Linked DNA regions of Homo sapiens: region 2 is linked to region 1. Evidence: chromatin contacts called from ENCODE Hi-C or POLR2A ChIA-PET data. All regions are on one chromosome and are shown on one strand. The core of a region is the stretch at or near the end of the contact, and the rest is flanking DNA. Distances in the headings are between cores, read along the strand shown.

The links. A loop is a pair of places that touch in the nucleus more often than their neighbours do. ChIA-PET counts read pairs that join two places held with the same protein, here RNA polymerase II (POLR2A). Pooled maps may share reads with other maps.
Region 2: a loop to region 1 is called in a map of Right ventricle myocardium inferior, with 4 times the contacts of the local background. The contact joins two enhancer-like sites. A Hi-C loop is called at or near these places in 1 of 168 maps with a recorded cell type or tissue (Right ventricle myocardium inferior) and 5 of 50 pooled maps. POLR2A ChIA-PET finds 5 or more read pairs at or near these places in 2 of 52 experiments (AG04450 and T-cell).

Annotation. Positions count from the first base shown.
Region 1 is chr17:15,289,411-15,294,275 of GRCh38, reverse strand. It overlaps LOC124903932 (a long non-coding RNA gene), which reads right to left. Exons shown (of 3, transcript XR_007065634.1): 1 at 4,717-4,865. Among named protein-coding and RNA genes, the nearest start is that of PMP22, 27 kb to the right of the region's middle. Within about 2 kb of position 2,120, at least 2 of the 41 ENCODE cell types and tissues checked have a DNase peak (open chromatin) inside an H3K27ac peak, as active enhancers do.
Region 2 is chr17:15,411,939-15,416,539 of GRCh38, reverse strand. No RefSeq gene overlaps it. Among named protein-coding and RNA genes, the nearest start is that of CDRT4, 53 kb to the left of the region's middle. Within about 2 kb of position 1,464, at least 6 of the 41 ENCODE cell types and tissues checked have a DNase peak (open chromatin) inside an H3K27ac peak, as active enhancers do.

The sequences.
Region 1 (4,865 bases), core at 871-3,370:
CATCCTGGCTAACTCGGTGAAACCCCGTCTCTGCTAAAAGTACTACTCGGGAGGCTGAGACAGGAGAATGGGAGCGAGCCCGGGAGGCGGAGCTTGCAGTGAGCCGAGATCACCCCACTGCACTCCAGCCTGGGCGACAGAGCGAGACTCCGTCTCAAAAAAACAAAAAACAAAAAACAAAACCTGAAAGCCATAACTTCCCATTTGAAGCCTCAGATTATCTTTTAGAATTGCTTGGTATCTTTGGCTGAACACTAGGGGCTCCTGTGTAAGGTGGGGCTACCTTTCCAAGGTAGCCTTTTCCTCTTCTTTCCTATCATTCAATGAGCCCAGATGATTGCAATGGGGTCTTTTAGTTGTTTGTCTGAATCCCTACTAATCGAGTTCCATGGACACACTGGAGTAATCTAGAGACAGAGGCTGTCTCCTCTGCCAAATGCAGTGTTTCTGTTGTCTGTGTAGCTTCTGTTCTAGGCATTTCCCATAAATAGTATTTAATGACATTATTGGCAGACACACCACCCTTCTTGTAGTGTTTTATCTATCAGCACTGTCCAATAGGGCTTTCTGCAATGATGGGAATATTCTACATCTTATCTGTCTGAATGACAGCCACTAGCCACGTGCGGCTATTGAACACTGACCAGAGCACCCCATGAAAATTTAGGGCACTAAAGCTTAGCAAGGTTATATAGTTGTTGAATGTGATGCAGTCAGAATAGGGCAAATCTGAACCTAAACCAAGATCTGTTCATTCTCAGTGATCTTTTCTCTATACAATGAATGGGTGGTCTCATGCAACAATTCATTTGCAAAGTCTTACAGAACACCTATTACATGTAATGGTCATTTTGGGGATGCCAAGAAATAAATAGCTCCAATGGGTCAAAAGGGGTGACCAAGAAGAAAGGAAGAGAGAATCGCTTTGTTGATCTCCACGAGCAGAGAAGAAACAAAGGAGGGTCCCTGTGTTGACCTCTGAGAAGATGGAAGAAGGAAGGGAGGGGAGCCCTTTTGTTCACCTTCTGAAGTCCAGGGGTGTTACCATTACTGTTGTACAGTGTAGCCACGTTCTGCGTCTATGTTCAACAAGCAAGATCCTTGATCACTGGAGGGTCTTCATCGTTTGACACATACAGGCTACATGTAGGAAATCCCACTTACGCCACCCAAGGTCTTTGATGAGAGTGAGGCTGAATAACCTGCCCAAGCCCACATAGCCACTGCGAGACCAAGTCCAGCTTGAAATCCAAATCCTGTTGACTTCAGTATCAATCAGGGTGGCAGTGAGTACAGATGCTGCAAACAACGTCTGTGCACTGACACCAGGGTTCTTGGGTGCCAAGGTAAGAAATTTTGATTAATCCTGTTGGGATCAGGAAGCCAGAAAAGCTTTTAATAGAAGCCTCCATGGAACCTACTTAGGAAGTAGGAAGAATAAGCTAGCGGAGGCAGCAGAGTGGAAGGAGGAGAAATCACGTGGTAAGGGTTTGTAAATTAGGGGCTCCTTTCACGCACATCCAGAAGATGTCTTGGAGGTGCTGGGGACAATGGTGCCATCGGAGTGTCAAGGAGAGGAGCTGTTCTGGGAGACCACAGGAAGATGGGCAGTTCCTTTTAGACCAGGAGGTGTTAGCTGACAGTAGACCACGCTGTGAAAACGTTCAGCTGGTCCTTGATGAACACAAGCCACGTGAACTAAACCAACTCATACTCTCAGGGTTTGGGGGTGTCTTAGTCTGTTTGTGTTGTCTGAGACTGGGTAATTGATAAAGAAAGAGATTTATGTAGCTCACAGTTCTAAAGGCTGTAAGAAGCACGGTGCCAGTATCTGCTTCTGGTGAGGGCTTCAGGAAGCTTCCACTCATGGCAGAAGAGGAAGGGGAACCGGTGTGTCCCATGATGAGAGATGGAGCAAGAGAGAGAAAAGAAGATGCCAGGCTCTTTTCAACAAGCAATTCTCTTGGGAACTAAGAATGACACGTTACCCACTCCTGAGAGAATGGCACCAAGCCATTCATGAGGGATCCGTCCCTATGACCCAAACACCTCTCACCAGGCCCACCTCCAACAATGGGGATCAAATTTCAGCAGGAGACTTGGCCAGACCAAACAAACCATATCCAAACCACAGGAGGCGGGGAGCAAGGTTAAGGAATGTGTGCAAGGCGCCCCCAGTCACACTTGAAGTGAAGTGTGTACAGGCAGCACACATGCAGGAAAAGCAAGAAGGCAGAGAAGTTCCCAGCAGGAAAGTCAGAGGAGGTCCAGGGTAGCTAGTGGAGAGAGGGTACCAAGGTGGGTGTGCTGAGGGGCAACATTATATAAGGGAGGTGCGGGAGGCTGAAGATCAGAAATAGAGTTGAAGGACAAGAAGGAGGTCACTGATAACTTTTAATAGTTCTCTTTGGGGAGTGCAGTGTACCCAGATAACACAGGAATTTAAGGGAAAGAGGAGCACGTTCCATGGCAGCAGGGGCGGATCGGCAGTGAAAGGAAGGAGAGAAAAGCAGCAATCAGAGAGACAATGAAGTCAATGTGAGTTGCTTTGACACAGAGAAAGCTGTTCATGTGTGCAGGCTTGCAGAGGGCAAGAAAGTAAAGCATGTATAATACAGCATATATTATCTTCTAGTGATAGATGAAATACTTCATAATAACTTTGAAGTTATTTTTAAGGTAAGATTTCTCTCATTATCTTTAAAAAAACTTTTCATCCATTTTCACTTGATTATTATTCCAGAAGCAGTATTTTTAAACTATAGTAATTATGACTGGGATAGACAGACAGATCAATGAAATAGAAAGTCCAAAAATAGGCGCACATGTGTGTGTGGATCCAATAAAATCCACGGTTCATAACGATGAAGAAAAGGATGGATGACCTAATAACTGGCTTTTTGGAAAAAAAATTAGAGTGTAATTTCATTTGATATGCTAATATAAATTTCAGATGATCATGGACTTTAAAAAGTCATGAAAGTACTAAAAAGTAAATTTAATGTTAATCTAAGCATATCAAAAACATAGAATCCTAGCTCACAATTGTAGGCCATTCAGACCGAAGGAAATTTTAGGTGGCTCTTTCAGAAATCACCTGACGAAGAACTAAATAGAATATGGTGAGAAACTGTTCTGTACTCCCTGCATCCATCTGAACATTTAGAAGTGCAGTAAGAGTGTATTAAACTCAAAAGCTGGAAGGTAGCAGTGAATGGTTCCTAACACACTTTTTATTTGAATTGGGCTTTGGAATTTTTCAAATTCCATGGCATCCTTCAGTTACAGTTTTGAAGTATTGTGTACCCAACAACATGCCACTACTCTCTTCCTCTAGTAATTGAAGAAAATCATCAAATATCTGAAAGGAGTCAAATTCTTAGCAATTAAGTCATCTGCATCCAGCGTCCATCTCTAACAATCCTCATGAATTGCCAAATACATTGCTAAGATATTCCACGTGCCACATGGACAAATCACTTGATATTATTTAAAGGGCCTTAACTGATATTATCAGTGCCACGTAGTAATAATGCCTTAAAAAACACACGCACACACTCATAGCTGGCTGTGGCAGCTCACGCCGGTAATACCAGCACTTTGGGAGGCCAAGGTGAGTGGATCACTTGAGCCCAGGAGCTCAAGACCAGCCTGAGCAACAAAGTGAGATCCCCATCTCTACAGTAAATAAACAAACAACAACAACAAAAACCTCACAACCACTCATTCCTACTTTGAAATCCTCATTTGGGTACCCCTTATCCTAACAGTCTGTGTGGAAAATAAATTTTATATTCTGCCAATACCTTCACACTATGCACTCAGAAGGTATATATACACCAAATAGGCATTGCTTCGTTTTAATTTCCAATCTGAATGTACTTCCTTCATTATTGCATCACAATTAATATGTATAATGTTGAATACCAAGTAGTGAGAAGACTGACATTGAAAAACAACTTTTTTTTTTTTGAGATGGAGTCTCGTTCTGTCATCAGGCTGGAGTGCAGTGGCATGATCTCGGCTCACTGCAACCTTCACCTCCCGGGTTCAAGTGATTCTCCTGCCTCAGCCTCCCAAGTAACTGGGATTACAGGTACGTGCCACCACGCCAGGCTAATTTTTTGTATTTTTAGTAGAGACAGGGTTTCACCTTGTTAGCCACGATGGTCTCGATCTCCTGACCTCGTGATATGCACGCCTTGACCTCCCAAAGTGCTGGGATTACAGGCATGAGCCACTGCGCCCGGCCGAGAAGCAACTTCTTTTATTGTCACGGCATCTCCTTTCCTCAGTGCCTACGTAGCTAGTTTCCATGTATCCTGATTTCAACACACATTTTCCAGTCCTTACCATGACTCACACCATAATTGTTAACTAAAACAAACACCTCGTCTTTTGTAACGTAAGTTTCCAACAGGAAAACACCACCAGCCATTTTTTTCCTTGAATATATATCACTCTTAGTCCAAGAGTGAGTTCCAAATTTGCTATATCAGTGGTTTAATCCAACCATAAACCAAAAGCAAACACAAGTATGTGACGTTGCTCATTGTATGCTGTGCATACGCACTTTATATGCTATTAATACTCTGCCTCATCCAACTTATGTCTAATGGTTAAAGAGTTCTGTCAGTCACTACGTATCACTCAGAGTGGACTAAGTTATGCTGCAGTAACAAATGACCTCCAAATCTTACTCAGACAAGTTCATACCTAGCACAGATCTCCTGAAGGCTCTGCTGCTTGCCTTCCACACTCTGGGACCCAGGCTGGCGGAGCCGCCATTACTGGAACAGTGCCAAGTTGTCATGGCGGCAAGGGGAGAGACAGCATGGTACATGGCAGACCAACTCTTCAAGCTG
Region 2 (4,601 bases), core at 215-2,714, 120 kb before region 1:
CCCAGGTACAGCTTGGAACGCCACATATAATTTGTCATCACTAGGTAAGTTGGGTGTCACTGTGGCTGCCATAGCATTTTTCCTGAAAGCAAAGATGCTGTCCAATAATCCGATCATTTGAGGCAGACTGTGGAAAGAGTTCATTCCAACTCCAGGAGAGGCTGGGGAGGGAGAGGCAGCTGGACAGAAGAGATTTAGTGTGGGATAACGTGGAGCTCCTTGGATCCTGGTTCCAGTCCCATGTTGACCTGCCTGCGGGGACTCAGGAAAGTCACTTGTGATCTCTGCTTTTTTCCACAAATCAAGGGATTTGATGTAGAAAGAGCTGCAGAAGGCATCTCATCCATCATTGGCATACACAAGTGATTTGGTCACAGAATGCCCTGAAGACTATAAAGCATTGAACAGAAGCAGTCACCGTGATTTTCATGGTAAGATTTTTTTCTTATTTTTGCGTCAAGCCAAGATGCCTGTTGTAAGGAAAGAACGGTGGCTTGGTGTCTGTGTGGAATGGATAACAAGCAGAGGTGGGAGAAATGGATCTTGTGTATGTCTTGCTTGTCCAGCAACCTAATGCTTCCTGAGGACCTGTACTTACTGCGTCGGACTTCTGGGCTGCCTCCATATCCTGCACATACTCCTCCTGCTTCTTTGTAATTGTTCATTATTGTTTCTCTGTGCCCCTATATATAAGATTTGGGGGAGCAGGGCTCAAATTGTGTATTCATTTCTTCATTCGACAAACATTCATTGAAACCTACATGTCCTTCAAAGAATATCAGAGGTGGATGAAACAAAATTCTTCTTTATTAGGGGCTTGCTGGAGGGAGGACGGCAGAGAGGAAACCAGTGGAAAATAGCACAAAGCAGCATGTAATGGAGAACTTGCTAACAAGGTGTGGACTGCAAGTGTCTTAGAAGTTGTGAAAAAGAGGGATCCGTAGGGGACAAGGGAGTTGAACGACAAAGTCAGGGAATGTTGGGGTTGAAGGTGGAACTGACATGGATAATATGACTTTACTGGGAAAAGCTCACTAGAGACACAGCCCCTATGCTCATGGGAACCGTCACTTCTGATGCACCTGGAATAGTAAAAGGGGACCTGCAGGCCATGAGAGAAATAGAAGGATGTGAGTGAGATTAGAAATCCCCAAAACAAGGTGAGCAGCACGTGGAAACAGAGCACAATGCACTTAGAGGCTGAGCTGAGCTGAGGGATGCGGTGCCCACAGCCCCTGCCTAGGCTTAGGTTACCATAGGCCAGGGCTGAATAAGGGAGCAGACTATTGAGGGCACTGTGTGCTTTGCTCTGACCCTTTGGAATGGGCTGGCTGCCTTGGGAGGCACATGCCGTGCCCTGAGGAGCAGCGTGTGTTCAGAGTGACTGCCAGCAGCTGACTGCTCAGTTACGCCACTTGAGATGCAACCTGAGGCCCTGGAATCCCCGTGCTTGGAGCCCTGTGCCTGCTGGCTGAGCCAGACACACAGAGCGTCATTCCTCAGCCTTCACACTCCCCAAAGCTGGCAGCAAGCTCTAAAAGCCAGACGCCTCTCAATGGGCGCCCAGGTAGTCCAAGCACCTCCCCACATGGTAGTGAGTATCCTGTCCTAAAAGCAACTCAAAAAAGCCATTTGGTGGGTGTGTCCTAGAGGGGCTTCCAGCATCAGATCCGTGAAGGGTTTAACGGCTAGGAAGGTTGCTTCTAATGCTGAAATTCAATCCTTCTGCGAAAGTGCATTTGTGATGGCTAGAGGTATTTATAGACCAATAATCCATAGAGTCCTGTGAGGCAGTGGAGGTGAATTTGCTCCAGAGGCCGCCTCTAGCTTCTGCACTGGACTCTACCTCACCTTGGTGCTCCTTGGTGCTACAGTGCACTTTTAGGATAGCACTTTCCACGTGACGTTCAGTCATCTGTTCATGAGACTCTCTCCTGCAAATACACCAAAGCCCCTTAAGGGCAAAGACGGTTTTTTTTTTTTTTTCCCTCTCACTTTTGTACTCCCAGCTCTTACCACCGTTCTTTGAATATAGGAGTTCTCCACTAATGATTCGGGAACAGAATCAAACCAGGCCAGGGGCCAAGCAGCCACCAAAGACTGTCCTTCTGGCCACTCTGCTCACTGCCCCCATGTCAAAATATAAGAATTTTAATCCCCCAGGAGGGGAGCGTCAGGAAAATAACCCCGTGATCTGCTTTCTTGGGAAGCATAGCCTTGAAGCAGGAACACGGAGCTTTCGGGAAGATGCACGGCCCTGCTAGCTCAGATCTTCCTTCTCCAAGAGGTGGTTTCCCACAGAGACAGCCAGATCTGTGGGACATTTAGACCCTCATGGCCTCTTTCAGGAAGGAGCTGGTTCTCTTACTTGGCTTCATTTTGAAATGCTAATTTGGTACACACAGGACTCTGCCAGAGCATCCAAGCCAGAGTTCGATCTGCTTCAGAGCACTTCTTGTTTTCAATGGCTGGAACATCCTCTCTGGAGATGACACCCCTCTTAGGTTAAAGTGTGTTCCTTATTGTGTTGAAGATGATCTTTCTCATTAGGAATGAACTATAGACACACATGTCCACCTTCAAGCAGCAGTTACGACCTTGAAATCACGGGTATGTTGAGTATCTGTACTGTATAGTTGAGTACCTGTGTAAATGAGTTTTCCATGTATATAATCTTATAAAAATATATGCATGGAAAACTAATTAGCTAAACCAGTGGAATTAATGTATATATTCTTGTATGCATGCATGCATTTATTTTTTGTAATCATGGAGATCTTTTACCAAATAAAATCCTGTGTGGGAGCTTGTTGTACCAAACAAGTGATAGATGACGTCTCTGCTCCAAGCCAGGGTGAGCTGGAGAGGAAAGAGCGGGGTGCTTCTGGCATCTGCTCCAATCCTTTCTCCTTTTTCCCTGGAGTTGGCCACAGGAGCCTGTGCGGGAAATCCAAGCATGCCCTGGGGCCTCTGAATGAAAACCACTAGTTTTAAGAAGCCCTACAATTATGAATCCTTTAAGACATGATTTAAAATGTTTTTCAAATGTAAATTGCTATTCTCATGAACCACATTCCCCTCAGTATTTCACTCCAGTAACTTGGGTTTTAATGCAAATCTTTTGCTGCACCTAAATGGCTAGAAGACATGGGAGCTCCTTCATCCGGATCAAAGCAGCATGTCCTTCCATGATAATGCAGTCCCTCCTCTCAACTTTCCTCAGGCCGAACCTCTCTGTGCCCCTTTGTCCAGCTGTCCATCTCCGCCCCACCCTTCAGCTAAGTGACTCTGCATGGCCTGAATGTACCTTTCATTCCTCAGTCTCTCCAGCTACAGACCGTTCCCTCAGAATCTGTAGCAGAGAACCCACGCTTTAAGGAGCAGATGTGTCCCCATGAGGGTTGGAGGAGTCCCCTAAGAAAATGAGTCCACGGCCCAATTCTGTCCAAGGGCAGGACGGGGCAGGAGCAGGAAGCTGTCTGCAGGACCATACACAGCGTCCTGGCCCACTTGTGGCCCTCCAGGGAAGCAGATTTAAAGCAACATCAGCTTCAAGGAAGGGGTTTGAACCCACCCATGAGTCTCTGCTCCCTCCTCAATCCCTACTGAATTCAGCAGAGAAACAGAAGCCTAGGACAAAACTCTGTGCTGGCTGAAAACAGGGAAGGGTGAAATCACCAAGCCTGAGTTCTGGGGAATTTCTGCAAATTCCTCAGATGAGGGCAGAATGGCCTGGACAGCTGCAAAGTGAGCACGTGTGAAAGAAAAGGGAGGGGCCCCCAGAGTGACCGCCAGTCACTCTGGGGCTGGCACCAAGGGTGTGCGCCGGCCATGGGGCTGTCAGTGCGCATGGTGGTGGAATTGTGTCTCCTCCACCCCAGATTGGCACGTGGAAGTCCGAACCCCCAGTACCTCAGAAGGTGACTTCATTTGGAGATAGGGTCTCTATAAATGTGATCAAGTTAAAGTGAGGTCATTGGGGTGGGCCTTAATCCAGTGTGACTGGTTTCAAACAAAGGGGAAATTTGGACACAGAGACAGACATACAGGGAGAAGGCCATGCCGTGATGAAGATGGATCCATACGCCCGGACAGGGGCCCGGAACAGCTCCTTCCCACAGTCCTTAGAAAGGACCTGCCCTGCCAGCATCTTGATCTTGGACTTCCAGCCTCCAGAATTGTGACACAGCCAATTTCTGTTGTTAAAGCCAGCCAGCTTGTGTCAGTTTTACAGCAGCCTTAGGAAACTAATCCAGATGGGTACCCTGGACCGGCACCCAGGATGCCAGTGACGTGGAAATACTGTTGCTGGGGCTCACGATGAGATGGTGGAGTCCCTGGAAAGGGGCTGCAGAAAACCAGTGAAGAACGACATTGCTCTTGAGGGCTGGGCCTCTGGTTTTTGTCTCCGGGGATGGATTAGTTGAGATGAGATTTTCAGCTGAAGCAAGAAGGCCCAGATTTAGTAGAATCACACTGGATTAGGGCCCATCCCAATGGCCCATCTGACTGCCCTTCACTGCTCAGCAAAGACAGGGTGGGGCTGTCTCCTGATCTTGCCAGATGAGGTGGAGTCCTAGGGAGTTCTCAGCTGACTGGAT